Regions from separate parts of the Homo sapiens genome. Here all the other regions are linked to region 1. Evidence: chromatin contacts called from ENCODE Hi-C or POLR2A ChIA-PET data. All regions are on one chromosome and are shown on one strand. Each heading gives the region's core, a stretch centred on a gene start or an enhancer-like site at or near the end of the contact. The rest is flanking DNA. Distances are from core to core; before and after follow the strand shown.

The links. Hi-C counts contacts between places; a loop is a spot of excess contacts on that map. ChIA-PET counts read pairs that join two places held with the same protein, here RNA polymerase II (POLR2A). Pooled maps may share reads with other maps.
Region 2: a pooled map shows a loop between it and region 1 (3-fold over the local background). The contact joins the enhancer-like site here to the promoter of OSTM1 in region 1. A Hi-C loop is called at or near these places in 2 of 50 pooled maps. POLR2A ChIA-PET finds 5 or more read pairs at or near these places in 2 of 52 experiments (MCF 10A and Panc1).
Region 3: a loop to region 1 is called in a pooled map, with 9 times the contacts of the local background. The contact joins the enhancer-like site here to the promoter of OSTM1 in region 1. A Hi-C loop is called at or near these places in 1 of 37 single-sample maps with no recorded cell type and 6 of 50 pooled maps. POLR2A ChIA-PET finds 5 or more read pairs at or near these places in 2 of 52 experiments (T-cell and activated T-cell).
Region 4: a map of naive thymus-derived CD4-positive, alpha-beta T cell shows a loop between it and region 1 (15-fold over the local background). The contact joins the enhancer-like site here to the promoter of OSTM1 in region 1. A Hi-C loop is called at or near these places in 2 of 168 maps with a recorded cell type or tissue (CD4-positive, alpha-beta T cell and naive thymus-derived CD4-positive, alpha-beta T cell) and 7 of 50 pooled maps.
Region 5: a pooled map shows a loop between it and region 1 (2.2-fold over the local background). The contact joins the enhancer-like site here to the promoter of OSTM1 in region 1. A Hi-C loop is called at or near these places in 1 of 50 pooled maps. POLR2A ChIA-PET finds 5 or more read pairs at or near these places in 2 of 52 experiments (H1 and activated T-cell).
Region 6: a loop to region 1 is called in a pooled map, with 8 times the contacts of the local background. The contact joins the enhancer-like site here to the promoter of OSTM1 in region 1. A Hi-C loop is called at or near these places in 3 of 37 single-sample maps with no recorded cell type and 5 of 50 pooled maps.

The regions. Positions count from the first base shown.
Region 1 is chr6:108,071,510-108,076,672 of GRCh38, reverse strand. It overlaps OSTM1 (osteoclastogenesis associated transmembrane protein 1), which reads left to right and starts at 1,932. Exons shown (of 6, transcript NM_014028.4): 1 at 1,932-2,423. The coding sequence starts at 2,022. RefSeq lists a silencer at 1,722-2,161.
Region 2 is chr6:107,615,938-107,621,100 of GRCh38, reverse strand. The region is part of intron 5 of SOBP (sine oculis binding protein homolog); the gene reads right to left. Among named protein-coding and RNA genes, the nearest start is that of SOBP, 130 kb to the right of the region's middle. Within about 2 kb of position 2,265, at least 6 of the 41 ENCODE cell types and tissues checked have a DNase peak (open chromatin) inside an H3K27ac peak, as active enhancers do.
Region 3 is chr6:107,655,998-107,661,160 of GRCh38, reverse strand. It overlaps SOBP (sine oculis binding protein homolog), which reads right to left. Exons shown (of 7, transcript NM_018013.4): 7 at 1-2,954. Among named protein-coding and RNA genes, the nearest start is that of SCML4, 170 kb to the left of the region's middle. RefSeq lists enhancers at 2,827-3,016, 2,478-3,054, 3,257-3,306, 3,055-3,632. Within about 2 kb of position 2,905, at least 21 of the 41 ENCODE cell types and tissues checked have a DNase peak (open chromatin) inside an H3K27ac peak, as active enhancers do.
Region 4 is chr6:107,709,852-107,715,014 of GRCh38, reverse strand. All of the region lies in intron 6 of SCML4 (Scm polycomb group protein like 4), which reads left to right. Among named protein-coding and RNA genes, the nearest start is that of SCML4, 110 kb to the left of the region's middle. RefSeq lists a silencer at 1,506-1,615. Within about 2 kb of position 2,199, at least 6 of the 41 ENCODE cell types and tissues checked have a DNase peak (open chromatin) inside an H3K27ac peak, as active enhancers do.
Region 5 is chr6:107,737,976-107,743,138 of GRCh38, reverse strand. The region is part of intron 5 of SCML4 (Scm polycomb group protein like 4); the gene reads left to right. Among named protein-coding and RNA genes, the nearest start is that of SCML4, 84 kb to the left of the region's middle. Within about 2 kb of position 2,083, at least 5 of the 41 ENCODE cell types and tissues checked have a DNase peak (open chromatin) inside an H3K27ac peak, as active enhancers do.
Region 6 is chr6:108,346,684-108,351,846 of GRCh38, reverse strand. It overlaps AFG1L (AFG1 like ATPase), which reads right to left. Exons shown (of 13, transcript NM_145315.5): 3 at 4,808-4,859. Among named protein-coding and RNA genes, the nearest start is that of AFG1L, 54 kb to the right of the region's middle. RefSeq lists an enhancer at 2,955-3,124. Within about 2 kb of position 3,051, at least 2 of the 41 ENCODE cell types and tissues checked have a DNase peak (open chromatin) inside an H3K27ac peak, as active enhancers do.

The DNA of each region.
Region 1 (5,163 bases), core at 683-3,182:
CTATGACAAGGTTGTGAACTTGCTGCATCAAAGAGCTTGTGCATTTGCAAGGTTGTTGGTTCTGCACATTGATTTCCATAGAAGTTAACAATTTACACATCCACCTGCAACACAGGATGGTGCTTGAAAGAATTTAAAAGAAAGATAATTCTAATACATAGAAAGACCTAAGAGTTACATGATGACTTTTGCAAAACTTAAGACAACTTATTTTCTCTTTTGGAAATACGTTTATTGTTACACAAATCAAATTTCCTACTATTCAGTTTCTTAGTAACAAAAATGAAACAAAATTTAGCTATCCCAAGCAAATTTAGGAACATAAAACAATAACCAAACAGACGGGGTAAAAAGTAACTATAAGAACCCCCAGGCTGGGCACAGCAGCCTGTGCCTGTAGTCCAATTGTTTGGCAGGCCGAGGCAGGAGGATCCCTTGAACCTAGGAGTTCGAGGCCATCCTGGGCAGTCTAGCGAGACTATGTCTCAAAACCAAACCAAACAAAATACACAACAACAACAAAAAAGTTTTTGAAGAACCCTCAGAAACATAAATTAGGACCCTAAGCTAAGTAGACTTTAGTGCAACAGCTCTGCAATTTACAAGGCAAAAATTACAACCCTGAAAAGCAGGATGACACAAAGCCCGGAAATAATTTTCTACCAACCTGGTTGGTCAGATACTTGTCAGAAAACTGTTTTCCAGGTTATGAGCTTAAATTCTTTTTACAGACTGGCAACGGTATCAGGACGCTTTTTAGAGTGTCCCCTGCTATTGCCTCGGGCATGTCAGAAACTGGATAGGAGTTTCAAGTTGAGCAGTTTGTCCAGGATTTCCTGGGCTTTAGCACTGAACGCGCTGCGTCCCTGGTACCCCTTCAGTTCCAAGCAAACCTGCTTGTTGGCCACTGTAGGACCAGACTTACGTCAAGTACAGTTGCCACTACACAGATGTGGCTACTTACATTTAAGTTAAATACTTTTTACTTTTGAGATGGAGTCTCACTTTGTCGTGCAGGCTGGGGTACAGTGGCGCGATCTCGGCTCACTGCAGCCTCGACCTCCTGGCTCAAGCCATCCTCCCCGCTCAACCTAGGACTACAGGCTTGCGCCACCACGCCCAGCGGCTAATTTTTGTATTTTTAGTAGATACGGGGTTTCGCCATGTTGGCGAGGCTGGTCTCCAACTCCTGGCTTCAAGCGATCTGCCTGCCTCGGCCTCCCAAAGTGCTGGGATTACAGGCGTGAGCCACCGCGCCGGCCCTAAATTAAATTAAAAATTCAGTTCCTCAGCCGGCTCAACACCACACATGTGGCCAGTGGCTGCCTTAATAACGCAGATGTAGAATATTTCCCTCATCTCACAGAGTTCTGACAACGCTGAGGCAGACAGTTGAGAGTTTTTTTAAAAACAAAAACAAAAAGCTTGGAAACCGCTAGTCTCCACCACCTATAATAACCAACGGGCATTATTACTCTCTCCAAATGGGATGAGGAAAAAACTACGCTAAGGAACACCATGCAGAAAATCTGCCGAGGCACAGGCCAGCGGGGTTTCTCTGCGAACGCAGCCGACGGCCATTTCCACAGCGGAGGCCGTCGTCGGTCCAGCGAGGTAAGAAACTTGTAGGACGCCCGGAACTCCCAGAGGGTTGGGCGTTCAAGGGTCAGGACCCCCGAGATGCAATTGTCCAAAGCGGTGGGTGCTCGTGGTCACCGGCTGGCGAGCCTCGGCTACGGATACCCCAATGCACCACTCCGCCCCGCCCCGCGCCTAACGCCGGCTGGAGAGCGCGCGGCCGCAGGGTAGGCGCCCTCCCGCACGCGCGAAGGCCTGCGGCCCGGAGGCAGCCGGCAGCCAATGGGGCGGGGCGCCGCGCGCAGGGGGCGGGGCCGTGACGCGCCCTCCTCGTGACCCGGCTCTCGGCCTGCGCTCGCGGAAACCGGAAGCGGCGGCTGTCCGCGGTGCCGGCTGGGGGCGGAGAGGCGGCGGTGGGCTCCCTGGGGTGTGTGAGCCCGGTGATGGAGCCGGGCCCGACAGCCGCGCAGCGGAGGTGTTCGTTGCCGCCGTGGCTGCCGCTGGGGCTGCTGCTGTGGTCGGGGCTGGCCCTGGGCGCGCTCCCCTTCGGCAGCAGTCCGCACAGGGTCTTCCACGACCTCCTGTCGGAGCAGCAGTTGCTGGAGGTGGAGGACTTGTCCCTGTCCCTCCTGCAGGGTGGAGGGCTGGGGCCTCTGTCGCTGCCCCCGGACCTGCCGGATCTGGATCCTGAGTGCCGGGAGCTCCTGCTGGACTTCGCCAACAGCAGCGCAGAGCTGACAGGGTGTCTGGTGCGCAGCGCCCGGCCCGTGCGCCTCTGTCAGACCTGCTACCCCCTCTTCCAACAGGTCGTCAGCAAGATGGACAACATCAGCCGAGCCGCGGGGGTGGGTACAGGACCACGTCCGGGACTGTGGCTCAGGAGAGTTGGGAAAGGAGGAGGGTGTAATGATGGTCAGCGCTGGGGGCCTCAGTTTCCCCAACAGTAAGAAAAAGGGGTTGGACTGAGTCTGTAGAGTTGGGTCATCAGAAAAAGGGGGTGGCATTATGGGGCTTGGGATTTGGGTTTTTGCTTCCAAGAATGCTGTTGGACATCTTTGGTTCATATAGGTGTGATTGGTTTTCTTGGGGGTCCTGATTCCCCAACCCTCTTGCTCTTCCTCCACCCACTCCACCACGGCTTCTTCTCATCTTCACCTGGAGTTGCCAGGAAGGATCCTTTTCTGAAACAAGTGGGGTGGAGACACTGGTAGTGGTTAGAAATTTGAGCTTTGTAGCCAGAAATGTTCATGTCCACCAACTTCTAACTATGTAACCTTGGATTAATTATCTTCTCAGAACCTTAGTTTCCTCCTCTATAAAGTGGAAAGAACATCTGCCTAATGCGGCTGTTGGAAGAATTAAAAGAGATATTGCCTGTGACTTCATCTTAGTGATGTGAACAGTCTGGAGCTAGCTAGCGGCCAGGACTCCAGTTCCACTCTGCTTATTAGCGGTATACTATGGGCAAGTTACTTACATTCTCTGTGCCTGTTTACTAATCTGTAAAATGGGGATAAAAGGAGGTTTTAGAAAACAACACATAGTAATACCTCTAAGTAAATGGGAGGTAAATTTTTAAGAAATTGTAAGACTGCTCTTCATTCTTCATACCTTAAGGGTTCTCTAGGTGTGTGGTAGCTGCTGTGAGGCACTTAATTTTAAAAAGAAAAACAGACAATTCCTGCTCCTAAGTACTTTATAAAGTTTAGACTAGGAAAAGATTAGAGTGTCAGGGTTGGTGGGAGTCACGAGGTGTGGGCCGGATATGCTTGGTAAAGGAAAAACATGAGGAATAACATTGGGATTGGAGAATGAGAAAGTTCCTCTTGTATTACGGGGACAGCAAGTAGTCTCATGAAAATGTGGTTGGAATTATTCCATAAATTTAAACTTGTCTAAACTTGTTTATAGTTGCACTAAATATAAATTTGTACCTAGTTGGATCCTGCTTTAAGTCAGCCTGTTATTTAAAATAAATCTGTCATGGCTGTGTGCGGTGGCTCATGCCTGTAATCCCAGCACTTTGGGAGGCTGAGGCAGGGGGATCACCTGAGGTCAGGAGTTGGAGACTAGCGTGGCCAACATGGTGAAACCCCCGTCTCTACTAAAAATACAAAAATTATCCGGGCGTGGTGGCACGTGCCTGTAGTCCCAGCTGCTCTGGAAGCTGAGGCAGAAGAATTGCGGTACACGTCTGTAGTTCCAGCTACTCGGGAAGCTGAGGCAGAAGAATCACTTGAGCCTGGAAGGCCAAGGTTGGGGTGAGCCAAGATTGCACTACTGCACTCCTTCCTGGGCAACAGAGTGAGACTCCATCTCACAATAAATAAATAAATAAAAATAAAATAAAAATCTGTCATTTTACATAACTGGGGAATTTATTTGCATTAAATAAATTCTGTGGTCAATCTCTCTGTAAAGAGCATGTTTTTTTTTTTTTCTTTTTTCTTTTTTTTCTGAGACAAGGTCTTGCTCTGTTGCCCAGGCTGGATGGAGTTCAGTGGTGTCATCTCGGCTCACTGCAATCTCCGCCTCCTGGGTTCAAGTGATTCTCCTGCCTCAGCTTCCTGAGTAGCTGGAACTACAGATGTGCACTGCCACACCTAACTAATTATTGTATTTTTAGTAGAGACAGGTTTCACCATGTTGACCAGGCTGTTCTCGAACTCCTGGCCTCAAGTAATCCACCCACCTCAGCCTCCCAAAGATTTGGGATTACAGGTGTGAGCCACCACACCTGGCCAAGGACATATTTTCGAGGTAAATAAATTCAGGCTTACATGCGGTATTTTCCAGGCACACTTCCATTGGGTATAGCAAGGAATATATATCTTACTATCACTTTAAAATAAAGTACCCAAGACATGTCCCTGTCAACTACAGCAGGATACGATATAGCATCATATTCAGTGTTGAGTGGTTAAGATGAGTTGTTTTAGGGTTCCATTTACTCTAAAGAACAAGGGCTATTGTGGGCAGAATGGCCAGGGATCATGATGCAAAGTTTGGGTCTTTGAAGGCAGCAAATGCTTTTCTCATGTGTGTAGGTACTGTGGAATTAAAGAGAGGCTAAAAATAGCACCTCAAACTCTAGGGTGCAGTATTATGGGCATCACCCAATCTGCATGTGAATTTCCATATGAATTCCCCACTACCCAAAGGAGGCTTCCCAGTGGGGGAGTTGTAGAAACCCCCTTCCTTTCCCTCAGATTCTACCAGCAACCTGGGTACCCAGCTCAACTCACCCTGATGTGAAAGGAAGTGGATAAACAGGTGAAAAGAGGCAGGGAAACTTTTTTTGTATTTTCTCTCCAACTCATCCTAGGCCTTGGTCTCGGCTCGCCTTATTTCCCCAGTAGAGCTGGATATGATTCATTAGCTCAAAAGTGTGACATCTACAGTTCTGAGGTACTTTATAGATTTAAAAGGCTATATGGACTGGTTTGGGAGTTGAACCATCATGTATAATAATGAACTTATGAGGCCAGGTGTGGTGGCTCGTGTCTGTAATCCCAGCACTTTGGGAGGCCAAGGCAGGCAGATCACCTGAGGCCAGGAGTTCGAGACCAGCCTGGCCAACATGGT
Region 2 (5,163 bases), core at 1,016-3,515, 460 kb after region 1:
CAGAAATCTGTAAACAGACAAGCAGCCAGATAACATACCTTATTTTAGAGCTAAGTAAATTAAGACTAGCAACAATTACATATCAGTTGTCAGTATTTGGGTAGAAACCCCCATTTCCTAACCTCTGTATGACTAATGACATCATTCTTTGGCCTACTCTGAAGGAGGAAATGAGATGCAGAAGAAAACTGTACTGCCATCTGACCCTTCATACAACTGGACTCTTGGCTCCCGGGTAAGAGGAGAAATGAGCATAACAGAGCTGCCTAATTCAAACAGCCTGCATAACATGCCCTGGATCTGGTGAGACACAGAAAAAAGAAATATGGTGGATGCTCTAAATATGTGAGGGCGGGCCTTTCTTTCAGTGCTTAGTATCTAAGAGTGAAATAAAAGGTGTTACTGGGTATTTCCTGCTGTATCAAGGCATGCCTTTGATACAGATTGGCATGTTCCAAAAGTGGGCAGGAACAGGAGAGGGAACAAAGAGGAGGAGGAAAAGAACTGTGTGCTAACTACTTCTGTATCAGAACAGAGCCCATGAGATGCTGGTGTCTGCTGTGGTCATGGCCCTGCTGTCTCATTGGCTGTAGCTGCCTGGACCCAAAGACACCTGAAGATGTTGGTGTGGGCTCTGCCTAAGAGGGACAGAGCAACTCAATGGACCAATTAGATGTTCTTATTTGGGAAGTTTGGAATCAATATAATGCCAAGAGACTAAATAGTGGTGGAGAGAGTGGTCATAGGAATAAAGCCAGAGGACCACAGAGGAGAGAGGCAATGTGCAGAAACCACAGGGAAGCATAGGTCACAAATTAGAGAGTGGGGAGAAGGGAGCTGGAAGTGGATGGAGTAGAAGCCAAACTGCAGGGAACTGCAAATCTTTAACGGCCTCGTGCTAAATCAGGAAGCAAGGATGCCTGCTCCTTGGGAGCAGTAAGGCAGTCCAGTGGCTCAGTTATTAGCACTGTGGGACCATTCACTGCCAGCACAATTGCTCAGACACCACAGGGATGAGTGGCAATGGCTATTCCCACCTTTCTGATTTCCCTGGGCTTCTTTATGGCAAGCTTCCATAACTTTAGGAAGACCAAAAGTCTCACCCAGCTTGACAGACTTTCTCAGATTTAATCCTTACCATAACCTTCCAGGTATTACCCTCTGCTAAAAAAAATGAGGAAAATCTAGGAAGGGGCAGTGACTTCAAGGTCCCTGCCTAATCCCGTAATACTCCCTCCTGGTGGTTAATGACCCTGTATCTTGCTATGGGTGTGGCGTACCCAGGACAGCCTCAGTCTGGGTGGACCTACTCAAATCCAAGGGCTGGGAGGCCTTGTCTTCTGCTGGTGCAAAAGCATAAAGTTTACACCAGGACATGCCTCTTATAGAAGCCTGCATACACCTGCACTACTATTTCTGAGGGTCTCCATAGAAAGGAAATATGAATACTCTCTCAGGTTCTTGTCTATTCCTAAACCCATTCCAACTGCCCCCCACCCCACCGACCCTACCACTGACCAATATGCCCCAACTCTCTATTTCCTAAAGTATATGCTGAGAAACACTAGATCCACCAATAAATGCTCTGTCCCCCAAAAAGGATCCCATGGCCCAATAAGCTTGGGAAATGTTGCATATTCTATGCTCTTCTTTGGAGGTTCTCAGTGCAGGCTGCCATGCCTGAGCCTCTGAGGAGATCTGCAGAAAAGAAACATACTTAAACTTCATTCATCCAGAGTTTCCCCAGCTTTTCAAAAACAGAACTCTTTTATTTTTAAAGTAGGCTTCTATAGGAAAACACTTTGAAAAATGCTACCTTAATCACTTGGATGCATAAGATGGGGCCAGGAAACCTAAGCCTTATCATGTTTTCTTTAATTAAAGCTTTCTTTTGTGGTACTGGGCCTGGATCTCATGGCACCTTTACACCCCAGAACCCCATCCTGCACATGATAAGGGTTCAGGATGCAATTACCAGTTGTAACTGAACTGCAGGAGAAGGTGAAGGTGATTCCTACACATGGGCCCCTCCGCATGTTAACAGGCTCTGTCCAGAAATCAACGTTACTCGTCCCCTTGTGGCACTTTTCTCAGCCTCAGTGCTCCCCCGCCCCTGCTCACCTCTAATCAGCTTCCTGTGCTCACTGAGGCCTAGACCCTATTACATTTCACCTTGTGGTTTCAGCTTCTGCAGTCACTACAAACTCAATTTCTGTCCTCTCAGTTCTAGTTACCCTACGCAGCCCACAAGCCCGACAGGATGTCATGAATACCAGTACCTATGGCGTGACCTTCCAAACCCCGAGGCTTCACCCAAGAGCATTTTAGGTCACACAGCTGCATTTTCTGCATGACAGATGAATTCCTGAGCATTACATGAGAAAGGGGCCACAACTGAGCAGCCTCTTCACGTGCACTTAAACCAAACAACAACAAATGGCATATCGCTATTTTTTGTATTTATACACAAAGGACTGTCCTTAACTGTCATGCTAAATAAAAACATAAAATCAAGAAAACTACTTCAAACAGCCTTGCTGGCACACTGATTTTGAACTAAATCCCATTGGTCTATGGATGAGGGTTTATTCTAGTCATGTTGATCATTTTATCTCTTCCTTTGGCCATTCTCTGCCACAGGCCTCTGCGCAAATTCAGCCTTATCCAGAGTAAGTGACACATATGTCCTAAAGGGCCAAAGAACTATGGTCTCAAGAGGAGAATGGGTGATCAGCTACCCCTAGACTAAGTAAACTCTTCTAACCAGACAAATACTTCATGGCCTAATAAACCCAAAGGAACTATGAATGCCCTTAATACTATGATTTCTGGAAGGTCACCTAACTTTCCTGAATTGTACCAGTTAGAAGTTATGCAAATTCTTCTCTATTGTCCTGTTCACACTGTACAGTCATTTACCCATTAATTTGACTAAAAAGGGCTGCAACAATTATGTAATAAGAAGGCATACGGGCCGCGCACGGTGGCTCACACCTGTAATCCCAGTATTTTAAGAGGCTGAGGCGGGCGCATCACCTGAGGTCAGGAGTTCAAGACCAGCCTGGCCTATATGGTGAAACCCCATCTCTACTATAAATACAAAAAATTAGCTTGGCTTGGTGGCGGGTGCCTGTAGTCCCAGCTACTTGGGAGGCTGAGGCAAGAGAACTGCTTGAACCCAGGAGGTAGATGTTGCAGTGAGCTGAGATCGTGCCACTGCACTCCAGCCTGTGCGACAGAGAGACTCCGTCTCAGAAAAAAAAAAAAAAAAAAAAAAAAAGGAGTCATACAACAACCCAAGCTGCCCACATCTGTGTTGCCAGGCACTTTAAGAGAGAGCATGGGCTTGGCCCTGGGATGATCAAATCAAGCTGTGGGGTGGGCAGGCTCCCCAGCTAATTGAGCTTCTTTGCTGAACACCAGTGAGATGTGAGAGATGAGTTTGGATTGGAATTCCATTATGGGTTTTCAATAATTAAACATTACATGTTTGGAACCTCATTCTTCTGTATTACTTTTTAAATATTAATCTATTTACATCAGCTGGACTTCCTGCAGCTTGATACGCAGTAAACGGGAGTCACACTGAGAAAGACAACTGTGTTCTTAGCTTAAGACATCTTTGATGATCACCAACAGTAAAGGCGACACAAACCCTCTGTTCAACCCAACCCTGTATAATAATTACCCTGCCTTTTAGAGGGTGGCTGGTTCCACTTTTTTCAGCACACTCACACATTCCTCATGACTACACTGACTTTCCAAATTAGCAAGAATCCAAATTAATCTTATCTCGAGAGTTTTATAATGCCCCTTAAGACCACTGGGGCACGCTGCCCTCTTTAGAAGCGGGGTTAGAAAATGGATGTGGAAGGTATGTGAGGGTTTCCTTGGAGATAACCCCACACTGCAGTGACACTCCAGCATAAAATTCAAAAGCCAGCGCACACATCAAAACCTCATTAAGGGATCACCTGTTTTATACCATGCCTGCATGCTGTTAGGACTTTAGGTGTGCGGGTGAACCCTGCTGCTCTGAAGCCTTCCCTGCCTCCTCCCATTTCATCATGCCTGGCAGACGCTCGAGCAGCAGCCCAGCAACTGCCCGGGAGCCCCTGTCTGCTGCCTGTTCATCCTCTCTCACCACAAACACACGGCACCCTGAGGACACAGAGGCCCTCCCCATGCCTGGATGCAAATGGCACTGCCCAAGAAGACAGCCTGAGGCCAGACTTCAATGGAATAGGGATTCTAGGCCAGGCAAGACAGCCAAGGGCTGTCTAAATCAAAGGACTGGGCCAACCGTCGCTGTGAGTGTCCGCTGCTTCGGAGATTACAGCCCCCACTGTTTCTGCAGTCAAAGTAATCATCAGACCCGAATCCACGCTCGGCCCCTCGCAGAGAGCGCCATAGAACCCTCTCCGATTTGCTTTCAATTTAAGAATTTTATTCCCTTTTAAGACAAAGCGAGCAGTGCAGACCAGCCATATTACAAGGCTATTTTAAAGAGCAAAACACCATTTAACTTAATACAAAAAGATGTAAGATTCAAAGTGGAAAATTACAAGGGAGCTACCCCAGTAATAGAAAAGTCCCCAGCTGTCTACCCTTGTGACCAGAGAGGAAGCTAGATGTACTGAAAGTCCCAAGAAAATCTTCCCAGATTTTAGTATCTTGTTCTATTGTTTTACTTTTCAGTGCTATCAATGGCATATGCAAAATACCTGAATGCAAATGTCTGTTCTTAGTCTCAGAAGGGAGCCTGGGTCCGTGCATACCATCCAGGCAATGCATGGTGCCATCAGGGCTGGTCCAGGAAAGCTAAAGTCCTAAAGCTGTGACTGGTGGTCCCAGGATGCTAAGTGTCTCCTTCCCCATGGGAGAGGTGGCTGTACTAGACTTTGCAAAGGACAAGTAGATCCCAAGAGTGCACAGGAAAGGCTCCAGAGGGAAAGAAAAGCTCCTGATTTATTAGAGACTCCACAATGGCTGAAGCCGCCCCCCCGCCCCCCCCCCACCCCCCTTCCTCAATGAGTAGGCATCCTTTTTTTTTCTTTTTTTTTTCTTTTTTTTGCCCAGAGACAGAGTCTCGCCCTGTCACCCCAGGCTGGAGTGCAGTGGTATGATCCTAGCTCGCTGCAGCCTTGATCTCCTGGGCTCAAG
Region 3 (5,163 bases), core at 1,656-4,155, 420 kb after region 1:
GTACCTTTTGTTTCCAGAAGGGTCAAAATGTTTGCTTGACAATCTTGGACTACAGACAAAAGCAAAATCAATATCCTGGATGACTGTCTCCATGGCCAAGACCAGATGAATAATGCTATCAGGACAACCACAGCCGGGTGCCTCGGCCGCTGGCACGTCCTTGGCTGGGCTTGCCTCGGCAGAGTTCAGACGGAGTCACCGCCATAAATATAACTCTGCACCAGGAAGCCTCCAAGATTCTCTCGGGCTCCATGGGAGAAGAAAATCAGGTCTCCGGAATCCACAGGATGATCACTTCAAGGGAGCTGCTCGTGGTGCCTCAGATTTTAATGAACATTCATTTTTTTGAGAAGCTAAATCAACTAAGTGCGAGACTCTGAACAGGTCGAGTTGCTTTTCTAGGCTTCTGTTTTTTCATATGTAGAACAAGAGAACTGAACTAGATTTACAATGACTAGAACTAGATATTAGCATACTTTCCACCTTAGGAACTTTCTGATATTTAACTCAGGTATCAAAGAGCCAAACGGACCCACCCCATTCACATAAGGCTGAAATAAAAGTCTCTCTAGTCAGTGGGGTGAGATGGTGTGTGGATGTGAGTGGAACCCGTGGAGCATGTTTGCCTCCATTTGATGGTGCTTCTTGAACCTCAGGCCTGAACCCTTGGAGCCAAAAAAGATCAGGACTTGAAGAGCACTTGGAAGGGACACCACACCTGGGTCTACAGCCTAAACACTCACTTCCCATGCACTGTGTGCTGTCAGTGATGGGCATGGTTAGGAAGCAGGCCCTGGAACGGACGGAGTGGGCTCTTGTCTGCAGACAAGCGTGGTCTAGCAGGTCAGGAAGAGACAGTGCCATCCCAGTAGCTTACCATCTTTTAAAACTCCTTAGTTCTATTTTTTAAAATGTTTCCCAGGGGGAGAAAAATGAACACCTCTGTAATAAAACAAAAAACAAAAAACAAAAAAAAACAGTAGTCATAATAATGAGAAAAGCCAAATAAGCACATGTAAGTGCATTTTTTTTCTTCGAGATTTATTTTTTGTTTGATGAATCTGACACCAGTCAGGGAGAGGAGAATGTTGTGACCCAGCAGAAAAATATGGCCCCAGAGGAGGGGCGGCTTCTTCCTGCCTGGGTGGGTTTGGTGCTGGGGTTGATTTGTTATTATTTTTTAATTTGTTGCTGGAAGGTTTTCTTTTGTTTACTTTTATAAATCTCTCCCCGGGCTTGCGAGCTTCCCCTCCCTCCCGCCTCCCCTTCCCCTGCCCCCAAATTTCATTTTTAAAAAGCGAGCTTGCTCGCCAGGTGTGTCCCCCAAGCTCTCACAGCTCTAATAAATAAGGAGCACCTGTAAAACAGTAGCTTGACTTGTGAAGTGACTCTGTACAAAGGAGAATCTAGAAATACAGTATGTACACCGCATCCTTGGGCCGTGGTGCTTCAAGGCTGGCGCCACACCGTCCTGGCCCTGCCCACCCGCAACTCGCCACCCCTCCTGCTGAGGCTCCGCGGCCTTGTGGGGCGGGGGCACCTGGACCCCTCCAGAGGGAACAATTGCTTTATTTGAGTTAGTAAACAGATACACTGAATCACAAGGTGATTTGATTTTTTTTTTTTTTAGTTTTCTTCCTTTTTTGATTTTTTTCTTAATTTTTTCTCTTCTTTTCTTTTTCTTTTTTTTTCTGTACTCATCAGAATGGGATACTCCACAACTGTCTCACCAACTCAGTGCCAGTACACATGCTCTAGAGGACTTCTGGACTCGCAGCTACAACTGTACAAGTGCACACAAGTGAATCTACCCTGTTATCCTCCACCCACTGATTGAGGATCGAATTGCACATTTCTCTTAACCATGACAGGAGAAAGCAAACAGTGAAACAGAATCATGGGTGATCTTTCTCACTTTCCCTCTTGTTTTCATTGGTTTGTCCATACCATTCTAATTATCATGAAAGGGCTCTGCATATAGAGAGATTGTCTCACTGACTTCCTGGATCACCGAAAACCATCAGGGTTGAAATTTCATCTGAGTCTTTCCTGACGCCCAGCAAATATTCCCCCTCGGATTATTTTACACCTTGAGGGCATTTTGGTCTTCAGTTCAACACTCTTGCTCTGTTCCCAAATGGGGCGCTATTTAGGGGAATTTAAAGAGAAAGCTGAGAAGAATAAACATTTACCGAGTTCTCTTGGCATTCAGTCTCTGAAAAACCACAGTATAAACTATTCATGCTGCTTCTTACATCTGTCAAATCGAAAATTAAAAGCCATAAAAGTGTAACACTGAAAATATGGCATCAAAAAGGATAAAGGTGGCCTTTGTAAAAATAACAAGAAAAGTATATTAGCCAATAAAATATTCTAACTCTTCATTTAAAAGTGCATCCCGGGCAGGACAGAGATGACTCTGAAGCATTGGGCCTCCAGGACCACCCCTCTCCGCCATCAAAACGTGAACAATATAGGTCCAAAACCGTACAATGCAAATCACAATTCTTAGTGTAGCAGCAAAACCACAGCAGTTTTTAAAAAGATTAAAAAAAGATTTTTTGTGTTCCAATCCATATCATCTTCCAGCCTCAGTCGCTGAGCCTTGAAGATGGGGCGGGGAGAATACCTACATTGGTCCTTGTGGCTTGTCGGTATTTCGTTTTTTTTAAAAGCCAGGGGTGAAATCCCTAAGTTCCTCTGGGGAGAAGCAGAGATGGTGGCAGCAGGAAGGCTGGGCCTGCTTGGTGGGTCCAAGATGCGCGGGCTTCTCTGGGCTAGAGGCCATCGAGGGAGGGCTGCTTCCTCTGAGATGCTTAATGACAGGAAGCGGCTTTATTTGCTTGAGTTTTAGCCAGAGGGGGTGGTGAGCTGACCAGCTGGTGTCATTGGATGGCGTGACATGGTTTGCTCTGCGCCCTCTCTCCATGAGCGTACCCTGTGAGTGAACGTTCCTGGAAAAAGAGCAGAAGGGGCTGTCAGAATCCACTGGACCGATCCCCCTCCCTCCGCCCAGCTGGGGAGAACCCAGGCATGAGTCAGACAGCAGCACACTCTCCAGCCGCCAGGGCAGACCTAGGATGAGCCCCAGAACCGCTGCAGCACAGCGTGATTTCAACAGGAGTTTCATTCACGGTCTGCTCAGGTCAGCCCTGCCAGCTTTGTGTGAGGAAATGAAACTCAAGTCGCTTTTTGGAATACCATAATGAGTAGGGTACACCACGCCCTCACCCAAAGACCACAGCATCCTTTGCAACCCAGCAACCCTCCCCCTCCACATGACTGCATGCTTAACCAGCAGGAGGCTTTTTTTTTTTTTTGAGACAGGGTCTCGCTCTGTTGCCCAAGCTGGAGTGCAGTGGTGCAACTGGCTCACTGCAATCTCTGCCTCCCAGTTTCAAGTGATTCTCCTGCCTCAGCCTCCCAAAGTGCTGGGATTACAGGCATGAACCACCGCATCCAGCCCCAGCAGGAGGTCTTTTGAGTCACCCAAGGTCACTCCAAAGCCAGGCAAGGTCACGGAGGACCCTGGAGCTCCTGACCTCACTCCTGTAACCCCATGTCTCAGCTCTGGTATTTGCTGAAAAGAGGGCCAATAGATTCACTTTTTGGCAAGTGGAAAATTACCATGGACACATATACCTATCTTCAGAAGTTTCCCACAAAGGCAACTAAGCTGGAAGAAATGCTTGCTTTTCTCCGTGTGTGGGTCTTGCCTGTAAAAGGTGAGCCATTCACATCTCTTCACATCCAAAACAAACAGTAGCACTGGACTGGAAGAAAATAAATCAACCAAGAGCCTTGGGGTCCCAGGGCAGAGGCTCTGAACAGGATTTTCCACCAGGAAAGTCAGTTTCTGGGGAATGCTCATCCCAACATTCACCGAGATATGAGGCTCTGCCTCTTGATACCTGCAGCCTTCTTTCATTTGCCGCCAGTCACTTGGTTTGAAATAGAGCTTCCTGAGGCCACTCAGTCAGTTCTGGGAGCAGCCACTTAGAAGTCTGCCAACTGCATGGTAAAGCCCCAGAGGTCAGGGGCTTGTCTGTTTTGCTCGTGTCTCTACACCCAACTCGTAGCTCAGAGTCTGGCCCGCTGTGGGCGCTCGACACACTTTGATCACATGAGTGGGTCAGGCGCCTCTCTTCTGCCATGCCCCAAAACAGCACCTTTTCTTCCTGCCAATAAATGAGGCTGTCAGAAATGTGAATGGGTAAAATTTGGCTAAGGTGAGGTGGTGACAGAGGACTTGTAAACATCTTTACAACTGTTGAGATTATTCTTAGAACAATGAACAAATAACTTCAGAGAGGTGATAGAATGTAGGACTTGAAGGGACCCCAGAGATAATACAGTACCATTTCCTCATTTTATAGTGAAGAAATGGAGCCACAAAGAGACCTGGAAGCTTGCTTGGAGTGTTTATAACATGAATTTAGCAAGAGCAAGAGGAGGTCAAATGCCCATTGGGAGGACTAAGTGGAAGCTTGTGCTTTGAACCCTGCTATCTAAATCCTGGTGTTAATGGCAACAATAATCAGCAGCAGCCAAAAACAAGGTTTGAAAGTTTCACTGTGCACGACAGGAAATGCCTGAGTTCCCCCAATCACATTAAATCACCAGATCTGTGTGTACTTAATATGTATATTAAATAACCAAAGTGAAAATGCAAAACACCACAAATATGTAATGGGGGTGGAATTACAAGGCCATGGAAACCTTTTCATTTGGCATGGTCAGATTTGGAAATGTGGATATTTATTTCTGAATAAAGAGCTCACATTTGACTTACTTTCTTTCTTTCTTTCTTTCTTTCTCTTTCTTTCTTTCTTTCTTTCTTTCTTTCTTTCTTTCTTTCTTTCTTTCTTTCTTTTCTTTCTTTCTCAAGAATAAGTGACAATGGAGAGAGGGGATACAAAAATAAAAGCACCAAGAGCCACTATCAAATGTGAGGCCACAAAAATTGAGGAGCTGCAGAGATGACAAGTGGATCCAAAGACACCGGGGTCACTTCTTCTGGGAACAATTCTTTTGCATTTAGCAAGCACAGCCTGGAAGTTGCTATGGAGGGAGGGAAGCCATCCCCACCTCTGGGCCTGGAACCAAGAGTGACTGAATCTTGTAGTTAGAGGGGGCCTCCTTCTTTCTTTAAAAGGGAGGAGG
Region 4 (5,163 bases), core at 950-3,449, 360 kb after region 1:
TGACAAAGCGGGACTTCATCTCAAAAAAAAAAAAAAATAAAGGGTTTGTGCAGGGACACCAGGGAAACCATGCTGGGAGGTTTGGGATCCATTTCAAGCAGATGGGGCTTTGCTCTGTAGTAACTGTAAACCAGACATTTCTGAACAGGGGAGTGAGCTGGTGGCCCTGGGATTTAGGAAAACAAATCTACTGGCCATTTATGGAATGACATCATCATAATAAGAAGAACAGCAACTACCTAATGAGTAATCCTGTTTAATGCTTTACAACATTATGCCATTTAATCCTTGCAACAGCTCAACGAGGTGTTTTATAGAGCAGGCAGTTAAGACTCAGGTTTTGGTTGGTCCTAGCCAGCAGAGACTTCCTGGGCACAGTGTGCCAGGGGCTCTTCTCACATCTGAGGACAGAGCTGTGAACAAGATGGACACCGGCCCTGTTCTCTGAGGGTTTGCAACTCCAGGGAGACAAATGTCAACAAATTATTACACTAATTTCATTACAATTGTGATGATTGCTGTCAGGGAGAAGTGTGGATGCTGTGGGAGAATCAGATGGGGAGGGAGTGGCTGAGCCTACCCTTCGGAGTCTGGAAAGGCTTCCCAGAGAAGGGGCAGTGGAGCTGGCTGGAATAAGCAGGAGGAAAGACAACCAGGGAGGGTCAGTAGGGAGGAGGGATGGCTGGAGGCTTCCCAGCAGAGGTAACAGTGCTTGCTAGGAGGTCACAGTGTCTTCTGGTGGCCAAGAAGGAATCTCGCTCAGCTCAGCTTGACTTCAAGCCCATGGTCTCTCCTTGTTTCTAGAGACATGCTCTCTCCTCACACAGGCAGGCCAGCTGGTCTCAAATAATTGAAAAGAAAAATCTGATTAAACTCTAAGGATTGAGTGGGCTCTCTTCCCTCTCATCTCTCTCACCACATGGCATCTTGAAAACTCTGGATAGAGTGAGTGATGCTTGCCTATAATCCCAGCTACTCGGGAGGCTGAGGCAGGAGAATCACTTGAACCTGGGAGGCGGAGGTTGCAGTGAGCCGAGATCACCCCACTGCACTCCAGCCTGGGCAACAGATAGAAATAATGAAAAACAGCACTGTTTCAAGCCATGTGATTTTGCCATAATCGTGGGCTAATCTGGGCATGTCACACATTTGATATGGCATTGTATCTAGAAAGGATGCATCTAGTGGGAGCAGGTCACTTGGAGATGCTGAGAACAGATCTCCCTCCCCTTCCCCTTGCCAGCCCCGGTCCTCCCAACCCAGTTCCAGGTGCCAGAAACCAAGAGGGCCTGGGCAGCTCACAGGCAGCCTGAGGACACAGGGGTCCCTGTCGGAGACAATGACCTTCCTGTCTTTAAGATTCTTATGGTCAGGCTCCAGCCCTGAGACACATTCTCTTGATTCTTAAAATATTCTTAAGAAGCAGCAAATAATATTCACAATTTATAGATGAAGACAATGAGGTCCGTAGAGAATGATCAGAGCCCAGGAGGGACGGGAAGCCTGGCTGTGGCTGCACTCGGTGTGTTTTGCATGTGGACACACTGATGCAGCCTTCAGCTGTGGGAGGAAGTGACTCCCTTAGTGGGAACAGCCTGAGGTGGGAGGGGTTACACAGTGTCATAAGGGGCTGGCAGGGGCTTAGAGATCAAGCCCTTTTATTTTACAACAGAGAAGCAGAGAGTCGATCACATGGCTGGTGGGTGGCAGGGGTTTCTGACTCCCAGCTCACTGCTAATTCCGCTCCTCCACATGACTCTGTTGTTAGCTAAAGAGTTTCTCCTGAATTATGAATGAGTGAAAGGAAATTATGTACGTATGGATGTGCTCATGGGCATGTGTAAGGCAGAGGGAGATTCACAGAGAGTGTGCAAGTACCTGTGCTGTGAGAATCAGGATTGCTTTGAAACACTGACTCATAGTCATCCTAGCTCTGGTAAATGTGAGTTCAGCTTTAGAAACAAGCATATTTAATCCATTCATAACTAGGTTTCACTTTTCACATGCCTCTGGCAGGGAATGACAAGACCAAGCACGATGTCCTCATTGGAGAACTCTGCCTGCTCACAAAGGTGTCTGGCCAGTGCTTCTTGGCATGCTCTGTCTGCTTAGGAGCAAGACTTTTCCACATCCATCATGTCTTACTGTTGATCTATCACATCTGCCTGCTGCAGCTGCACCAGGCTCCACCCATCTGTCTTCCTGACACCTTCGCTGCAGCTGGAGAGGGAGTGGCTAGTGTATTTATTATTTTTGTGAGCACAGACCACTGTGAGGCTCTGCAAACCTGCCACTGGAAAGCTCCATTTTTCTTCCTTTCTAAAGCGAATCTATGTGCTTTGGATCAGGAGCAGCTCCCGAGGTGTGACTTAGGCTGCCTGCTGCCCTCTGTCTTGTATGACTAAAAGGCCCCCTAAGAAACACGCCCGAGCCAGGCCCCTGCTGCCTCTGCTCCATCCTGGAAAAGTGAAAAGTGCCCACAGCAAGCCCTAGGTACCAGGAACAGAGCCCACTTTGCCATCTCAGTTATCTCTTTCCCTCCACAGCAATCGTCCTGAGAGCCTCCTCCTTAAAGACAAACCAGCCACCTGGCTCAGCCCTTCAACACTGTAGTTGAAGGGAAAGTGTTTCCCTGACCTAGCTCAAAGGACTCTAGGTTCCTGTGAATGATGCTGTTAATTGGTCTGGGTTTTCCCCCCTTCCTGTCAAATGCAGGAAATTAGATTTGACCTCTGCTCTGATCACTCTAAAATTATTCTTGGCACTAAAGACTTCCAGCCTTTGTAATCAGAGCATCTATTTTCACCCTGATTAACGCCAATGTTCTGATGGGGCAGGATCCAAAGGCAATGTGATTTCCGTGATTCCTCGTCCCCATGTTGAGTGCAGATGTCTTTAAATGGAGTGAAATCATCTTTAATAAGTGTGGATCGGCATTCAGATGGCTCCAGGGTGCATTAACAGATTCCCAGAAAAATGCCCCGTGCCAAACCACCTTATGGGACCCTTCCAGGTCCCACAAGGAAGAGGCAGGGAAGATCTCAAAGTCAATCCAATTCTCAGCCAAACCATTATGTGTTTAGGACAGACGCAGAAATGTGATGCTGTATTCTCCTCAGTGCTAATGGAGCAGCATGCACGTCTCAGGCACATTAAAAGGAGGAAGGAGACAGAGACAGCAGAAAGCCACTGTGCCCCGAGATCTAAAGAAGGGAAATAAAGTGAAGGCTTCTCAACTTCTAACTAGAATTCTTCTGTAGGAAAGCCGCTTCATTGTTCAGAGCCTTGTCTTTTTTCTAGCCTTAAAATAGAAGTAAAGATTACACACACAGGCTTTTGTATAAGTTACCGAGACTGTGTCTGCAGAGTATATTGATTCATCTCACATTTATCAAGTCCTATTTATAAACACAGTCATGCATCACTCAATGGGATACATTCTGGGAAATGCATCCTTAGGTCATTTCAATGTTGTGTGAAAATCATAGGTTGTACTTGCACAAACCTAGATGGTATAGTCTACTACACACCTAGGCGGTGTGGTACAGCCTATTGCTTTTAGGCTACAAACCTGTACAGCATGTTACTGTACTGAATACTGGAGAAAATTGCAACACAAATCACTAGGCGATAGGAACTAGAATCATTATCATCTTATGGGACCACCGTCCTTAGGCGGTGCATGACTGTATATGTACTCTGAGCCATGGAGGAGTCAATGATTATAACCCCTGTCATGAGAGGATCACATTTGTATTTTTCACCAAACGCTTCACCTAGCACCTGGTACAGAAAAGGTGCTCAATCAATGTTTGTTTTTATAGAGCAGGCAGTTAAGACTCAGGTTTTGGTTGGTCCTAGCCAGCAGAGACTTCCTGGGCACAGTGTGCCAGGGGCTCTTCTCACATCTGAGGACAGAGCTGTGAACAAGATCATGCCACTGCACTGCAGCCTGGGTGACAAAGCGGGACTTCATCTCAAAAAAAAAAAAAGAGTTTGTGCAGGGACACCAGGGAAACCATGCTGGGAGGTTTGGGATCCATTTCAAGCAGATGGGACTTTGCTCTGTAGTAACTGTAAACCAGACATTTCTGAACAGGGGAGTGAGCTGGTGGCCCTGGGATTTAGGAAAACAAATCTACTGGCCATTTATGGAATGACATCATCATAATAAGAAGAACAGCAACTACCTAATGAGTAATCCTGTTTAATGCTTTACAACATTATGCCATTTAATTCTTGCAACAGCTCAACGAGGTGTTTTATAGAGTGAGTGGGAGGCATGATCTCGGCTCAATGCAACCTCCACCTCCCAGGTTCAAGCGATTCTCGAGCCTCAGCCTCCCGAGTAGCTGGGATTACAGGCATGTGCCGCCACACCCAGCTAATTTTTGTATTTTTAGTAGGGACGGGGTTTCACCATATTGACTGGGCTGGTCTTGAACTCCTGACCTCAGATGATCCGCCCACCTCTGCCTCCCAAAGTGCTGGGATTACAGGTGTGAGCCACTGCGTCTGGCCCCTACACAAACTCTTTAATTAATCAGCTCTTGCCATGCTTTTGTCCGCTTCACCTCCTCACATACAATGCTGTTCTCATTCTTCTTTTTCTAGCTAAATTGTCTCCATCCCTCACCCAATGCCAGGCCCTATCAAATAAAAATCCAACCACAGGAGGCATTTGGGTTGTAATAGCAATATCAGATTGACTTCGTTTCTTGATTCTGAATCTTGGACCTAGTTGTGGCTGGGAATTCTACAGTGTGTCTTGTTAAATGCCCAAGTCAGGAAGCTTTTGTTATCCAAAACCTCTTTATAGCTCTTGGTGATTATATCTTGGATGAGAGACAAGGAAGAGCTCTCAAACTTAGCTCTCATCCTTAGGAAATAAAAATCTAACTAGAGGTTATAGAGAAGTTCATAAATAATTGTACTACAAAGTGGAATGTGAAAGCACCTTAAGAGATAGATGAACAAATAAAGATGTAGGAATAAAGGGGTAGGAAGCCGGGTGCTGTGGCTCATACCTGTAAACCCAGCACTTTGGGAGGCCAAGATGGGTGGATCACCTGAGGTCAGGAGTTCCCAACCAGCCTGACCAACATGGTGAAACCCCATCTCTACTAAAATACAGGAATTAGCTGGGCGTGATGGTGGGCGCCT
Region 5 (5,163 bases), core at 834-3,333, 330 kb after region 1:
AGTTACTTTAAAGAAATTACAACTTATTTCAGATCACACAGACAAGAATAGAAACAAGGAAAAAATGAAAAAACAATCCTGCAGTTTAACTCCATCCCCCCTACAGTGGACTTTTAGTTGCCTCTATTTATATGTTTTGATATTACCTATCTCTTAAGAGATTGTTCTAGCTATTATTGCTTTTAATAGCTTTGTCTTTTGGGCTTCATACTAGTGTTATAAGTGGATTATACACAGCAATTACAGTATTAGAGTGTTGTGGGTTTGTCTGTGTACGTAATGGTACCAACAGGCTTTGTACCCGCAGTGTTTTTTTTTTCTTTCACATTGAAAAACTGCCTTTAGCATTTCTTGTAAGATGCCTGTGATGGTGGTGAATTCTCTCTGCTTTTGTTTGTCTGGGAGAAAATTTATTTACCCTTCATATTTGAAGGATAACTGCTTGATACAGTAGTCTTGGATAACAGTTATTTTTTTTCTTTCAGTACATTGAAAATGCTGTTCCATTCCCTCCTGGCCTATATGGTTTCCACTGAGAAGTCTGTTGCCAGATGAATTGGGGTTCCTTCAAATGTCATTTGCTTCTTTTTTGTTGCTGCTTTTAGGATTCTCTCTTTGTCCTTGGACTTTGAGAGTTTGATGATTATAATATATGCCTTGGGGTAGTTTTGTTTGTTAAAATCTGTTTGGTGTTCTCTGCCCTTCCTATACATGCATATTTGACCCTTCTCATCTTTTGGAAAGTTTTCTGTTATTATTTATTTGAATGAGCTCCCTACCCCTTGTTCTTGCTTGACTCCTTCTTGAACACTAATAATTCTTAGATTTTGTCTTTTGAGGTAATTTTCTATATCCTGTAAGTGATCTTCATTAATTCTCATCCTTTTTCCTTTTTTCTCTTTTGACTATATTTCCAAATAGTCTATCTTCGAGCTCACTAATTATTTCCTTTGCTTGATCTACTTCACTATTGAGAGTCTCTAATAATTGTTTTAGTTCAGCAAATGTATTTCTTAGTTTGAATATTTCTGTTTGATTTTTTTTAATTATTTCAATCTCTTTGTTAAATTTCTCTGATATATTTCTGAATTGCTTTTCTGTGTTATCTTGGAAATCAGTGAGTTTCCTTAAAACTACTATTTTGAATTCTTGGTCAGAGAGCTCACGTGTTACCATCTTATTAGGGTCGGTTTCTGGTCCCTTGCCTTGCCCATTTAGGGAGATCACGGTTTCCTGTCAGCCGTTGTTTCTTGTGGATGTGTCTATGTCTTTGCATTGAAAGAATATTTATTTCAGTCTTCTCTGACTTGTTTGGCTTTTATTGGATATATTTGCTTATAGGTTCTTTACTGCTAGGTCACTGTCTTTGGTTTTTTGGCTCTACATGGCACCTTAAGCCCAGGTTTGCCTTAGCTCTAGTGAATGATTGAAGCATTGCCCTTTCCAAATGCAGAAGGTCCCAAAAAGGTATATCCCAGCAGTGTGGGAAGGCTGGCTAGGGGCTTGTGCCCAGGGGATCTGTGGGACAAACCTACAGTGTGGTACTGCGTAACAGCCACACTGATTTGAAATCTCCCTTGGGCAAGTAACTAAGCAGAGTTCCCAGGGCTGGGGATGGTAGTTCTACCTCCCTGCTTTGTCTCTGGCTGTCCTCAGGGATATTTCTCCCTTCGGGCACTCTCAATGCTTCCTATGGATTAAGGCAAGGACAGGCCTCCTGCCATGGAAACCAAGATGGTGTGAAAGCTGGTTGTACACCTTGATCTCACTTTTTCTAGTGTAGAAACAGTGAATTGGGAGACATTTTTCTGCATGCTTGGTGCTAAGCAGATGGAGGGAGGGACTTGAACGTGGAAGTCAGATTCTCTTACCCTCTGCTCAGAGTTTTTTCATTTCTCTGTGGCCCCAGGCACTGTCTCCTCTTCATATTTGAGTTCTGGGATATTTCTGGTTATAATCTCGGTGCTGTACATTTGTTTTTGATTTTCTGTGGTGGGGACTGAAGCCAGCTTGCTTCTATGCCACCAGTTTGGAACTTGAAGTCGGCCTCGAAACTTTCAGTTTCACTCAAAGACATAATGACTGCCCCACACCCAGCTCAGGCTTGCTTCAGGCCAGTTGCCTGCAGCAATAAAGAAGGGCATGGTTGGCTTCTCCCCCAACCTTCCCCCTTTTGTTATTGCCTCCTCCCATAGCTCGCTAACCTTGATCCCCTTCACAGTGGATGGGGGAAGGAGGAGACGCAAGAGGCAGGGGAATTTGTACGTGATGAATCTTGCTGTGAGTTGGCATCATGCTCTCTGCTTCTAGCCGATGTTTAAAGCTGATTCTTCATCCTGTGGGCTTTTACATGTGTTCTTTGGTGACCCTACCATCTCTCACCTGCACTTGCATGGGCATGGACAAATGCAACTCTTCTCTAGCTGGTCATTTACAATTCTTTCCACAGTCCAAGGCCTCTGGGGGTAAATCTCTAGATTCAGCTGAAGCCCTCTCGCACCTCCAGACTGCCCTGTGGAAAGGATCTAAGATGATCCTGCTGCAGATCTATGTCTTCTGATGGCCCACATCTGGTCCTTGAGAAACACTCGCACATCCTCTGACCAAACAAACTCTGGATGTATTGGCTGATCCCTGCAGGCACCTCTCCTTTGTTCTGCCAGCCAAGGGCCATCTTTTAGAGCTTGTCTCTCAAGCTCCAGAGGACAGATCTCAAGCTATTCATGTGTTCACACTGAAGCCATGCACTGGATCATTTTCTCCAAAATTTCTCTTCTAGTTAAACTGTTTCTCCGCCTCTACAACCTCGTTTGCAGGATGGATGTGGGTGGTCATCTGTTGGTGTAAAACTGGCTTTCCACCATCTCTTTTTACAAGACCCGCATGGTGGTCTCACACTTTATTGTGGTATATGGTGTCTGTTGTCTTGCAGCTCAGCTAAAACTGAGCCTAAAATGGTTTCCTTTTAACATCTTATTCCAGGAGGATGACAGCCTTCCTTCCTAAAAGCTGATGTCCCCATCTGAAAGCTGGTTTTCCTCCCAGTCAGCTGGGAGGTTTGGAAGTAATGACCCCAGTTGTTCTCTTGAGCCCTTTCCTAGCTCATAACTACTTTGAAAAAATAAATTGCTCTAAATTATCCAACCTTGTGGCACTGATTTCTCAGCAGAGCTGAGTGCTGTGAATTTTGCTTGTCAGGGAGCCTTGGGGAAAGTGGAGGAAGCAGCGATGGCATGGTAAGCTCTGAGCAGTACCCTCACCCCACATGTCTTTCCCACCAGTCTGTCATGAGCCCTACAATGACGCCATTAGGGAGTTTGCCTTTAGAGTAAGACATTGTCTCTTTAAGATCGCCTTGTCAAAGTTTCTTTAAATAACATGTCAAGTTACCAGTATGTTAGAGGATGAATTAGTTTATCATCCATTTTCTCACCATTGTGACAAGAAAGGCATATGCATTTGTATGAGGGAAGGGTGGAGGTTTTTTTTTGTTTGAGGCTCCATACATCCATAGGACCACATTGTTCCCGAACAGGATTGTAAGGTCATGGGCTTATCTGCATCAGGACAATGCCTGGTTCTGCTTGGCCCCAGGGTTGTTCTGTTCAAGTTGAAGAGTTCCAGGATTGGTGCCATGCACCTAAAGGGCTTGTCAACACTCACTGGAACATTTCCAGAAGACAGTTAATCACATGATAAGAAGATGCAAAGCCATGACAGCTAAGGAACTATGGAAAGAACTGGGATGTTTTTGGTAGAAAAAAAGAGAAGATTTGGGAAAGATGTGATTTTATGTTCCAGTATATGACAGCAGGTCAGGTGGCTTTGTTCTCTGTGGTCCTGTAGAACAGAACTGAGACTAAATAAGTAAAAGGTAGATTGAATTAAATCTAAGGTCTTGTCCCTCAAACTCTGGTCAGGGGCATTGTTATCACCCACCAAAGCCAAAAATCTCAGTGGCCCTGCCAAACTTTCAAACAACAGATCCCCAGGTGCTTTGAAGACACATTAGAGAAGCATAGATTTAAGGAACACTCTCCCAGGTAGAGAACTTAGCAGTTAAATAACCAGATGGAACTCTCAGAAGATAGTTCCCTTGGGAGTCAGGTGGAGTTGACATTGTAAAGAGCTTTGAAATGTCAAAGCCACTCAGAATTTGAAGGGGCTGCTTGGAAGGTAGGTGATAATGATCTCCCCATTGTTGGTGACAAATATGTGTGACTTGTTAGGGTCATTAGTGGGAATGTTGGCCACCTGGAGGAGTAGGAGCAAGATGTTCTCGCTGGTCCCTTACAGGCTGACAGCTCCGGGCTGGAGGTGGCAGAGAACAGCCCTGTACAGCGGGAGGGCAGGTTACCTTCAAAGCATTAGCAAGGGCCTCCCAGAGGTGAAGGTATGGGCACCAAGACAAAGTGGCTGTATTAGAAGCAAGACCTCTTCCCTTGAAGAAGAGGGAGGGCTTCTTCCACATCTCTTCCTCAGACTTTTGAAATATAAACTCTCGATCCTTTTTTTTTCAAGATGGACTCTCTCTCTGTTGCCCAGGCTGGAGTGCAGTGGTACGAACTCGGCTCACTGCGACCTCCACCTCCTGGATTCGAGCAATTCTCCAGCCTCAGCCTCCCAAGTAGCTGGGATTACAGGTGTGCACCACCACACCTGGCTAATTTTTGTATTTTTATAGAGACGGGATTTTGACATGTTGCCCAGGCTGGTCTTGAACTCCTGACCTCAGGTGATCTGCCCGCTTCGGCCTCCCAAAGTTATAAACTCCCTATTCAAATGATATTTTTCCTGTGCTTAGGGAAAATCAGCCTTCAGGCTTCCCTGCTGCCTGAATTCAGCCTGGAAGTTAGAGTTCTTGGCCTGAGACCAGGAACTTAGTTATTTCCCTCCAATTCTATTAGCTGACATCTGAAGGTGGTTTGTGTTTGGGGAAGTAACACAGCTCCCTGGGTGTTTTAGGAGAATGGAGGCAGAAAGATGGATTTGATAACACTGGTGGCTCTGTCAGAAGTCATGAGATGACCACGGGGAAAATTGTTGTTGCCTTTGAGTGTTAAAATTTAAAAAGACCCAAGTATAAATATGCTTTAGCCAGTGCTTCTCAAACTTTAATGTGCAGAAACCACCTGAGTATGTTGCTAAAATTCAGATTTTGGT
Region 6 (5,163 bases), core at 1,802-4,301, 270 kb before region 1:
CACTCATGTTCTGAAAATGGATGGTGGTAATAGTTGTACAACAATGTGAATAGACTTAATGATACTGAATCATACACTGGAAATGTTTAAAAGGGAAAATTTTATGTTACGTGTTTTACCATAATAAAAACAATTGAATACATTTTTTAAAACATATAGTTAATATGCTTATTTGTAAAAGACTGCACACTTCTCCCCTACAATTTGACACAGGCAAGGATGTCTACACGCACCACTTCTATTCAACATTGTACTCGGGTCCTAGCTGGTGCAAGGAGGCAGCAAAAAGAAATAAAAGGCATAAAAATTTAAAGAAGTAAAATTATCTTTATTGGCAGATGACCTAATTGTATACACACAAAAAAATCCTAAAGAATCTACCAAATCACCACTAGAGTTAATAATTAAATTTAGCAAGATCACAGGATACAAGGTCATCAAAAAATCCACCGCATTTCTATAAACAGTAACGCATATAATGACATTTTGGTCAACAATGGACCACATACACAATGGTGGTCCCAAAAGATTATAAAGAAGCTGAAAAACTTCTATCACTTAGTGATGTCATAGCTATCCTAACATGGAAGTACAATTAATTTTTTTTATAAATTTAGTGTAGCCCAAGTACACAGCACTGATAACATCTTGTATAAAGTAGTATACAGAAATGTCCTCAGCCTTCACATCCACTCACCACTCACTCACTGATTCATTCAGAGCAACTTCCAGTCCATTCATGGTCAAACAGGCATCCCATATTTTATCTATTATACTGTATTATTACTGCACCTTCTCTGTTTAGATATGTTTAGATAAACAAATACCACAGCGTTACAACTGCCTACAGTATTCAATACAGTAACATGCTGCACAGGTTTGTAGCACAGGAGGAATAGGTTCTATAATACAGCCTAGGTGTGTAGTAGGCACATGTATCCCTACATCCAAGCCAGGGAGAACTATGCTTCCTAACTCCTAACCTTAAAACCAGCCTACCTTTCACCTGGTGAAACTAGAATCTGAATCAATGTGAAACAGGTGAGGTGAAACCAGGAGGCAGCAGGAAAGGGGCTGATAAGCAAAATGTACTTTTATTCTCTTCTAGTGTACCAGAGAAATCATTAACTCTGCCATCACCACCGCAGTCAGCTGGTCAAGAGCTGAGGCTCTGTTGTGAGAAAGCCAGCTGTAGGGTATGAATGAAGTCACAAAATACTACTACCACAGCTTTTGGCTTCTATATGAGATGTGATAAACATTTTATAACAAAAATAATTCATTTCAAGATTGAACCATGATAATAATCCCTCCAACTCATACATCAACCCTACTGCAGTTCCCAGGATTTAGAATCCATCTGAGTCAATCATCTCAACACATCTGCGAAGAAAGAGGTGAAGTGAGCAGGACAAAGCCCAAATAGAGTGCAAGAATGAAAAGTGGGAAGGGAGTGCTACCAGGTAGGTATTCTCTATCCCATGAAGTCTCCTTAAAAATTATTTATTTATTTAAATTTTTCTTAAAAAAAAAAAATACATAAGAGATGAGGTCTCCCTATGTTGCCCAGGCTGGTCTCGAACTCCTGAGCTCAAGCATGTTTATTTATTTATTTTTATTTTATTTACTTATGTATTTATTTATTTATTTTGAGACAGAGTCTTGTTCTGTTGCCCAGGCTGGAGTGCAGTGGTGCGATCTCGGCTCACTGCAACCTCTGCCTCAGCCTCCTGAGTAGCTGTGACTACAGGCACCCACCACCACACCCGGCTAATTTTTGTACTTTTAGTAGAGGCGGGGTTTCACCATTTTGGCCAGGCTGGTCTGAAATCCTGACCTCAATGACCCGCCCCCCTCAGCCCCCCAAAGTTGCTGGCATTATAGGCGTGGGCCACCGCACCTAGCCCAATTTACTTATTTATTTATTTTTAAGATAGGGCCTCACTCTGTAGCCCAGGCTGGAGTGCAGTGGTGCAATCTCAACTCACTGCAACCTTGATCTCCCAGGCTCAAGTGATCCTCCCACCTCATCCTACTGAGTAGCTGGAACCACAGGCACACACCACCATGCTCAGCTAATTTTTTAATTTTTTTGTAGAGATGGGGTCTCACCTAGTTGTCCAGGCTAGTCTCAAACTCCTGGTCTTAAGCAATCATCCTGCCTCAGCCTCCCAAAGTGCTGAGATTACAGGCATGAGCCACCATGCCCAGCCTTGTTAAAATTTAATACCTGTTTCCCAAGTCCAACAAAGGAAAAGAATAAAGAATAAGAGCTTATGGTGGCATTTTGAGGCTACTCTCCCATACAGAGAGCCCCTCAAATGAAAACTTGATCTTTTATTACCTATTTTATTTCATTTTTGAGATGGGGGTCTCACTCTGTTGCCCAGACTGGAGTGCAGTGGCATAATCATGGCTCACTGCAGCCTTGACCTCCTAGGCTCAAGTGATCCTCCCACCTTAGCCTCTCGAGTAATTGGGACTATAGGCACATGCCACCACACCAGGCTAATTTTTGTATTTTTTGTGGAGACAGGGTTTTGCCATGTTGCCCAGGCTGGTCTTGAACTCCTGGGCTTAGGCAATCCACTCGCCTCGGCCTACCAAAGTGCTGGGATTACAGGTATGAGCCACCATGCCTGGCCGATTACATATTTTATAAGTGGTCTGAACTAAACTTATTATAGCCACCAAAATGTTCGTCTCACTTCCCATTTCAGAATTCCTTTCTCTTCCCCTCTCTATATTATAAGGATGTTTCCAAACAAAGGTTGCCACCTACCCAAACTATATGAACATCCCATACTATCACATCTTTTCTATTGCTTTCAAACACTCAGATGAATAACTTGTAATATGCTTCCCTTCAATTAGTTACCATATGGCTGTATTTTCTAAACTAAAATCCAACAACATTCATAGGGTTTTTAAAAAAAAAGTGCTTTTACAGAAGTGGAAGCAGTTATGCTTCTTTAACCATCTCCATTTATGGTCAGGTGGTTAAGGTAACAGGAGGAACAAAGTTGTTGATTTTAGCGATGACTTAATATGAAAGTGAAGGTACTGGAAGTAGATGTTCTCAGGAGGCAAAGAATGAGACCTGACAACAAGATGAGAATCATTAATGGTGCCCAAAGGTGCAGGAACATAAAATTGATCAAGTGTCTGTTATAACTGCTTTCAAAATAAGAAGTAAGTATACATTGGTCTCAAAAGTACCAATTAGCCAATGAACTAAGAAAAAGAATAGTTTGACCTTCTTTTCTGTAATTTCAAGAACCTGAAGAATTTTAAGGGGCAATCTCTAATGTTCACTTTTGTGAACTAAATTATTCTCTCTTATTAGATTAGCTAAATCTGGAAATACAAAACGGACATTCAATGCAAGGTAGCAGTAAACAAATTAGAAAAAGAAGGAACAGTTTAGAAAGGAACAGTTTAATCTTTAAGGCATTAAAACTACTTATTTGGCTGGGCGCCATGGCTCATGCCTGTAATCCCAGCACTTTGGAAGGCCGAGGAGAGCGGATCACGAGGTCAGGAGATCGAGGCCATCCTGGCTAACACGGTGAAACCCCGTCTCTACTAAAAATACAAAAAATTAGCCGGGCATGGTGGCAGACACCTGTCGTCCCAGCTACTTGGGAGGCTGAGGCAGGAGAATGGCGTGAACCCGGGAGGCGGAGCTTGCAGTGAGCCGAGATCGCGCCACCGCACCAGCCTGGGTGACAGAGAGAGACTCCATCTCAAAACAAAAACAAAAACAAAAACAAAAACAAAACAAAACCTACTTATTCAATGCCCTTTTTTTTTCTTTTCCTAAAAATGTTACTAAGATAATATCCCCTGCCATCACTCCCTCATAACGCAAATGTGTTGTGGCTATAGGGGAGCCTAGAGTGTGAATATTAGTCTAGGTCCAAAACTGACCTCGTTACATGTGAATGTGAGTTTTGAGTATGCCAGTAGAAGAAATAATTGATTGACAGTAAACTGAGGGATTAGAAAAAATTAAAATTAAAAAATTAAAAAAGACATCAAAGAAATAATTGAAAGCAAGGAGGCAAAAAAGCCAAGTAGAAACTCCTTCATGATATCAGTGGCTGAGGGTGGCCAAGGAGAGGTTTAAGACTAAGAGAAAAGGATTTGTTTGAAGAAAATAGAAACCACAAAACAGAATATTTCAGTAAGAATGAGGTCAGGGAAGACTTCATAAGCAAGACACTACATGATTAGGAAAACCTAGAAAGAAGTGACCACTCAGAAAGTTTCCAGCAATATGTGAGTCTTTCTGCCCAATGTCTAGAACTGGGAGACCAAGGAAATGTTACCACTTATGCATTAAGAGTATCTACTGTCAACTACATTAAAGATAATAACGACTAAATTATTCATCCAAGGGCTTAGGTTATGACTAGAAATATTAATGGAAATTAAAAGTAAAAAAGAACAGCTTATTTTTTTAAAAAGTATTAAGCTGAGTTAATGAGTCATGGAATCCTGATTTGTCTAATAACCTATCTGTAGTTGATTTCCTTCCCTGATATTAATTACTTTATACATTAAATAATGTTTGCACCCTAACATGGTGACTAATTCTGCCCTAGACTACAGCTGTATCCTGTGAGAAGTAAAGTAAAAGCTGAGATAACTGCCCTCTCTCCCTTTTCTTCTCTCCCTACCTTACCCTGCCTCATCCTATTCCCTTGCTGGTAACAGATTGAGGGATAGAAATAGAAATCATCCCTGAGAGAAAGCTGAGAAACTTTCTGTTTTGCCCACCCAAAACTTATTTTAACACACTTACCAACATCTCCATAAACATACAGGCCCCTTGGAGGTTTGCTCCTTGAAAAAAGCTGCAAATTAAGAACAAATTATAAATCTCTACCATGCAAATAATTAAATATAATCATATACATAGTCTTCCTAACTGTCCTATATACAGAACCAAGAGGGGCTATTATATACAATAAGTAAGAAAAAAACTTGATATAAAAGTGTTTAAAGCTGAAATATTATGCAGCCTTAAAAAGGGAAAAAACTCTAACGTATACATGAATGAACATTGGGGACATTATGCTAGGTGACATAAACCAGTCACAAAAAGACAAATATTCTCCATTCCACTTACATGAGGTACTTAGAACAGCGAACAATTAA